Linked DNA regions of Homo sapiens: region 2 is linked to region 1. Evidence: chromatin contacts called from ENCODE Hi-C or POLR2A ChIA-PET data. All regions are on one chromosome and are shown on one strand. Each heading gives the region's core, a stretch centred on a gene start or an enhancer-like site at or near the end of the contact. The rest is flanking DNA. Distances are from core to core; before and after follow the strand shown.

Region 1 (3,456 bases), core at 330-2,829:
TAGAGAGAAGGGAATTTGATCAAAGTCAACAACAAGTGAGTAGAGAGAGGAATCCAGGGAGTCTGAGGCCAACTCTTTGCCACTGTATACACACACACCGCTCCAGTGCCAGGGCCTGAGCTGGGGACAAGGTCAATGTGGCTGACAGGCAGGACAAGAGGCCATTCCAGATGAGTGCAGAGAAGACCCACAGCCATGGGGTGGAAGCAGGCCCAGTGGAGGCATCCGAGACCTCACAGGTCGTTAGAGAGGGCTTCCCGGAGGAAGGAACAGCTGGGCTGGGCCCTGAAGAATCATCAGGAGGCGGCACGGTGTGTGCAGAAGGTGCCACTCTGGAGAGGATCCCCAAGACCTGTGTGCCACCTGTCGGACTGGAGAAGGCAAGGAAGGAAGTTGATCTGGGCAGGAGGCATGATGAAAGCCTGGGTCCAATCCCCATCCGCTCCTTACTGAAAAGCTAGGAAACGGTCAGGAGATGTTCGCTGGGCCGGCGGCACTCCGCTGAGGCCTGCACCAGCTCATGGAGTTGTCTCCCAAACTCTTGCTGGGAAGGTGCTATTTTTGGCCCTCTAAAGGTCAGAAAACAAGCTCAAAAGCCTTCAGGACTCGGTCTGAGGTCACCGGGCGATGAATGGAGGGGCCCTGTCTGCACCCAGGCAAACAAAGAGGCTCCAGACTGCCAGGCCGGATGCGCTCCGGGCTGGACGCCGGCTCCGCGTGTCTGGGCTTGCCATTCCTGGACCGCCAGACTTCATTTACTACTATTTTTATTTAAAAAGACTCACTTGGAAGAAAGTGATAGATTTCTTGAAAGGAAAGCTGGTATGACTGCTCTGAAGGAAAACCAGTTTTCACTTAGCACCAATGGAAAGTGACGGAAATGAAACATAACAAACAGCACTGTGGGTTTCTTGCCCGCGGCTTCCCTGAGGACGCCTGCTCTTCCACTCAGAAGAAAAGGGAGGAGCAGCGAGCGTCGGGAGGTGTTCAAAACACAGCGAGACCCAGCCAGAAGGCCTGGACAACAACTCCGCAGGCAACGTGTGGAAGTTCAGACCAAGTCAGTCGGCTGCGCCCCAGCCTGGCTGAGGCTCTGCAGACCCGGGGCTCGGCCGAAGACTGCGCGACCTTGGGCAGAGCGCCACACCTTCCCGAGCCTCAGTTTCTCTGGCTGTCAACTAGGAGGATCGCTTCCTTGGCTTGCAGGGATTTGGGGTTTCGGGGACCCTGGAAGAGCTCGGTCCCGGGCAGCTACAAGTGCAAAGGCGTCCTTGGCGGAGGCGGCCGGACCCCGGCGCGGCCCTGCGGACGTCTGGGGACCTGGACACCGCCCGGGATCAGGGTCGGGGTGGGGTGCTTACCTGGTGGCCGCGGCAGTCCCCGCGCGCCGTGCGGAGCAGCCGGGCGTCTAGCCTGGGCGGGAGCAGGGCCAGGGCCAGGGGCGGCGGGGCGCAGGGGGCGGTGGCGCCCAGGAGCCAGGTGGCGCGAGGCCGGACCCGGGCGCCCACCCTGCCTGCCGGACCCAGCAACGCCAGCAACCCGGCCATGGTGCGCAGCTAGGCGCAGCACCCGCGCCGCTGACCCGGGAGGCGGGCGGAGGCCGGGGAGGGTGGGCGGAGCTGACCCGGCGAGGGCCCTCCCCGGCCCCGCCCGCCGGCTTCGCCGCCGCGCGCGCGCGCTGGGCGGGACTGAGGAGGCCTGTGCACATCCCCTTGGCTCACCCGCTAGCTCCGCTCCTCGGGAGCCGGAGTCCAGGGCTGGTGGGCGGGGCTGAAGGAGCGCGCCCCGCCTCCTCTCCGCCCACCAGCCCCGCCCCTTTGGGGGTGGGTGCAGGTCTTTTCAGGGTCTTGGGCTTTCTAACTGTGGTGTGTAGTTGGCGGGTTTCCTTATTCTGCGGGCACAAAGGTGGGCGTAGGGCCGTGGCTTATGAGCTTTTCTCCCTGCAGAAATGGGTGAAATCTGAAAAAAAATTATAGATATGTTTACGTGTTAGCTCCAAAGAAGAAAATAAATATGAGAATTGATATTAGTACATGTTTAATAAAAAGTCCTCTGACCCTCATAGATTGTTGGCGTGAATGTAAAGCGAAAGATGGTGTGGCAGTTTCTTGAAAAGTTAGACATACACTAACCATACAACCCAGCAACTCCACTCCTCGGTAGCTTCTCAAGAGAAACAAAGGCTCGACACTCAAAGACTAAAATGTGAAGACACCAATGTTTGTAGAGATCTTATAAATATTAGTCAACAATTAGGAATGCCCATAAACTGGGACGTACTGTGGCACAAGTCTTCAATGGGACGCAATGCAACAATTAAAGGGAACAGACTACTGATACATGCACAACATAAATGAATCTCAAAGCTCTTATGCCAATTGAAAAAATCTAGGCACAAAAGTCACACACTGGAGGATTCCAGCTACATGAAGTGCCCAGAATAGGCAAAATCACAGAGACCTAAAACAGATCCGTGGTGGCCTAGGGCTGGGAGTGGGAAATGAGATTGACTGCCAAGGAGTGGGAGGAACGTCTTGGGGTGAGGGAAGGATCCTAAACCCAGATTGTAGGGATGGTGACAGCTGTGTAACTAAAACTCGTGGGACTGTACACTTAACATGGATGAATTTTATGCTGTGTAAATTATACTTCAATAAAGATGTTCTGGCTGGGTGGAATGGCTCATGCCTATAATCCAAGCACGTTGGGAGGCTGAGGTGGGAGGATTACTTGAGCTCAGGAGTTCAAGACCAGCCTGAGCAACATAGCGAAACCCTGTCACTACAAAAATAAAAATAAATTAGCCTGGTGTGGTGGCATGCACCTGTAGTCCCAACTACTCGGGAGGCTGACGCAGAATTGCTTGAGCTCAGGAGGTCCAGGTTTCAGGGAGCCACGATGGTGCTACTGCACTCCAGCCTGGGTGACAGAGCGAGACCCTGTCTCTCTAGAAAAAGAAAAAGAAATATATTTTACAAAAGATGTAATATTCTATTAGTCAACTGCAATTCAACTCAACCAAGCTCTTACACAGGCACAGAAATGATATTAAACACATATGCATTAAAAAATATTTATTACATAAGATGGAGTTATAGCTGTGAAAGTAACAGGGTCTGTTGGAGGGAGGTCCTAAAGTGCCCCTGGATGGGAATCCTTCCATTTAAGTGTCTGCAAGAAGCTGGGGAAGAGTGCTTAAGGGTGCAGATTGTCTGTCAGGTTGGCCCTAGAAGTCCAGCTGTGTGATTTGGAAGTAGTGACTCAACTTCTCTGAGCCTTGGTCTTTTCATGTGTAAAATGAAGATAATAATAGTTTCCCCCATGAGATTGTTGAGATAATTCTTTGACACAGTTCTTGGAAAGGGCTTCACTCAGTGCCTGGTGCACAGAGAGGGCACACACGTTAGCTGGGATGTTGTAGAGATGCCTTGCCTGAAGCCCCTCTGTCACCCGGTG
Region 2 (3,456 bases), core at 524-3,023, 81 kb before region 1:
AGCACAGAGAAGGCAAGAAATTAAAAATTATTATTATTTTTTTGAGACGGAGTTTTCCTCTTGTCACCCAAGCTGGAGTGCAGTGGCGTGATCTCGGCTCACTGCAACTTCCACTTCCCGGGTTCAAGCGATTCTCCTGCCTCAGCCTTCTGAGTAGTTGGGACTACAGATGCATACCACCACACATGGCTAATTTTTGTGTTTTTAGTAGAGACAGGGTTTCACTATGTTGGCCAGGCTGGTCTCAAACTCCTGACCTCAGGTGATCCACCCGCCTTGGCCTCCCAAATTGCTGGGATTACAGGTGTGAGCCACCGCACCCAGCCAATAAATTAAAACAATGTTTAAGTAAATAGGCTGGGCACAGTAGCTCACGCCTGTAATCCCAGCACTTTGGGAGGCTGAGGTGGGCAGATCACCTGAGGTCAGGAGTTCGAGACCAGCCTGGCCAACATGGCGAAACCCTGTCACTACTAAAAAATACAAAAAAAATTTAGCCAGGCGTGGTGGTGGGAGCCTGTGTTCCCAGCTACTTGGGAGGCTGAGGCAGGAGAATCTCTTGAACCCAGGAGGCAGAGGTTGCAGTGAGCCGAGATCACGCCACTGCACTCCAGCCTGGGTGACAGAGCGAGATTCTGCCTCCAAAAAAAAAAAAAAAAATTTTTTTTTTTAAGTAAATAAATAGGAAGGGAGGGAAGGAAGGGAGCAAACTTGTAGGTAGGGCAGACATGGAGGGAACTTAAGGAAGGAAAACAAGGCAGGAAATTCCCCTGGGGGGTTTTACTGTGGCCACCTCAAGAACTCTGCTCAGTGGTTAAAGGGACCCCCCCTGAATTTCCTTGCGGTTTCTGTTGTTTGCCACAGCCTGCACAAGCAAGGCCTCAAATGGTTGATGCACTTAACATCAAGGACAAATCTCATTGCTAATGCCCTGATCATTTTTCAAAGTTAAGTTTCAATAGTAAACTCATCTTTCCTTTCACACGGATGTCAGTCTAGCAGTTGATAGTGGACTCCATGTTTTTGAAACCTTGTGTTGTGTTTGGTCAATTTCATTCATGCAACAGGTATTTACTAAGTACCTTGTAGGAGCCTGTCATTGTATTGAGTGGCATGAGCAGGGAGGAGGTGCCAGCCTTGCCAGCCTTTTCTGTGGATCAGAAAACTTAACTGATTGTGAAGTGGTCTTCGAGGGTCCTCTGGTCAACCAACAGAGGACAGCGCATCTGTTTTCCTTTCAGGGAGAGGAAGGAATTGCTATTGATTTTTTGTTTTTTCTTTTCATGGCTTTGGAAGAAATTCAAGTTAACTTCAGTTAATGTCACTTGTTGTTCTTAGAAGAAACCTCAGCAAAGCTCTGCTCCGAGTCAGCTGCTCAGACAGCAGCTGAGCATGCCAGGCCTAGATCGGGGCCAGTTGTTCCAGAAAAGAGAGTTAGTGTCCACCTCATTGACTGCTTCAGAAGGCGCCACCAGCTTCCTCCTGGTGTTTGTAGCGAGTGCCTGTGCTGGCAGCTGTTCTATGTAACAACTGTCTGGTTCTATGTCTTGTAGCCCAGGGAGTTAGAAAATGTAAAGTATTCAAAATCTTCTAAGGAATCAACACTTTCCTGTTTGAAGACAACCTTGGAAGCTGGTGTGGAGAAGGCCTGAATGGTGAGTAGCACATTCCTGGGGCCCCCACAGCACATGCCTCAGGGAGCTTGGCCTTTCCCTGCACACAGACCTTGCCAAGACCCTCTGCCAGAGCTGTGGCCGGGTGGGATGTGTCATGGGAGCTGAAAGCAAAGCATCTGATGGCAGGAAATGCCTGCAGTGACTGAGGCCTGTGCACATCTGCTCTACATCTCAACACCTCATGAAGGCCAGGGCTTTGAGGGAAATAGCGCATTCTTTTTCTCCTTCCTTACTTTAATTCTTTTCCTTATTAAAAAAAGTTTTCATTCTGCATTTGTTTTATTATTTTTTAAGACAGGGTCCCGGTCAGTCACCCAGGCTGGAGTGCAGGGGCGCCGTAGTAATAATAGCTCTCTGCAGCTTCAATCTCCTGGGCTCAAAGGGTCCTCCTTCCACAGCCTCCTGAGTAGCTGGGACTATAGGTGCCTGCCACCACGCCTGCCTAATTATTTTTTATTATTATTAGTAAAGATGAGGTCTCACTATGTTGCCCAGGCTAGTCTCAAACTCCTGGGCTCAAGCAATCCTCCTGCCTTGGCCTCCCAAACTGCTGGGATTACAGGAATGAGCCACCAAGCCTAGCCCATTCTACATTTAATGAATGCTCTTTTTCCTCTGTTTTTAAAAATTGATACTTTAGGCCAGGCATGGTGGCTCACACCTGTAATCCCAGCACTTTGGGAGGCTGAAGCAGGAGGATTGCTGGAGGCCATGAGTTTGAGGCTGCAGTGAACAGTGATTGCACCACTGCATTCCAGCCTGGGAGACAGAGCGAGACCCAGTCTCAAAAAAACAAAATAATTGATATTTTAAAAAGTTACAGATGTCATACATGTTCAATATGACATAAAAATCAACTTCCTAATTTGTTTGTTTGTCAGATATGTATTGAGCACCTACCCCAGGCCAGGCCTGGTCCCACGTGCTGAGGACACAGGAATGAATAAAATAAAGGCCCCAGCTTACTGCTCCCTTTCTCTTTAACCAGTTCCCCTTCCTTGGGGTAACTATGCCTGGAGCATGTTCTTCTCAGTCTCAGTGTGAGAGCACACATGCACATACACACTCACATACAGAATTCCTTTTTAGAGTTTTTTGTTTGTTTGTTTATTTTTGAGATGGAGTTTCACTCTTGGCGTCCAGGCTGGGGAGCAATGGTGCGATCTCAGCTCACTGCAACCTTCCCCTCCCAGGTTCAAGTGATTCTCCTGCCTCAGTCTCCCGAGTAGCTGGAATTACAGGTGCCTGCCACCATGCCCAGCTAATTTTTTGTATTTTAATAGAGACGGAGTTTCACTATGTTGGCCAGGCTGGTCTCGAACTCCTGACCTTGTGATCTGCCCGCCTCCGCCTCCCAAAGTGCTGGGATTACAGGAATGAGCCATTGCGCCCTGCCTCTTTTTTGAGTTTATATCTGTTTGGTTTTTGTTTAAATAGATCTTTCTTCCCTCTTATAAATGCCTCATTCTTTTTTTAAACAACTGCACAGCAGCTTGTTGTGGTGATATGCCAAGATATGTATAACCAATCCACTGTTAATAAACATTTAGGCCTCTTTGAGTTTTCTATGCCATAATGGCTACAGCCTCCTCATCCAGACATATATTTGCCTGCTTGTATATTTCCATAGCAGTTCTAGAAATAAAATTTCTGCATTGAAGGGGATATACTTTTTTTTTTTTTTGAAAACAGGTTCTCACTGCCACCGAGGCTGGAGTGCAGTGGCACAATCATAGGTCACTGCAGCCTCGACTTCCTGGGCTCAACCGATCCTCCTGCC

What was found. Hi-C counts contacts between places; a loop is a spot of excess contacts on that map. ChIA-PET counts read pairs that join two places held with the same protein, here RNA polymerase II (POLR2A). Pooled maps may share reads with other maps.
Region 2: a loop to region 1 is called in a pooled map, with 4 times the contacts of the local background. The contact joins the enhancer-like site here to the promoter of FAM210B in region 1. A Hi-C loop is called at or near these places in 5 of 50 pooled maps. POLR2A ChIA-PET finds 5 or more read pairs at or near these places in 2 of 52 experiments (AG04449 and AG04450).

Annotation. Positions count from the first base shown.
Region 1 is chr20:56,357,097-56,360,552 of GRCh38, reverse strand. FAM210B (family with sequence similarity 210 member B) reads right to left here and starts at 1,579. Exons shown (of 3, transcript NM_080821.3): 1 at 1,362-1,579. The coding sequence starts at 1,547. RefSeq lists a silencer at 1,303-1,902.
Region 2 is chr20:56,438,193-56,441,648 of GRCh38, reverse strand. All of the region lies in intron 2 of CASS4 (Cas scaffold protein family member 4), which reads right to left. Among named protein-coding and RNA genes, the nearest start is that of CASS4, 28 kb to the right of the region's middle. Within about 2 kb of position 1,773, at least 11 of the 41 ENCODE cell types and tissues checked have a DNase peak (open chromatin) inside an H3K27ac peak, as active enhancers do.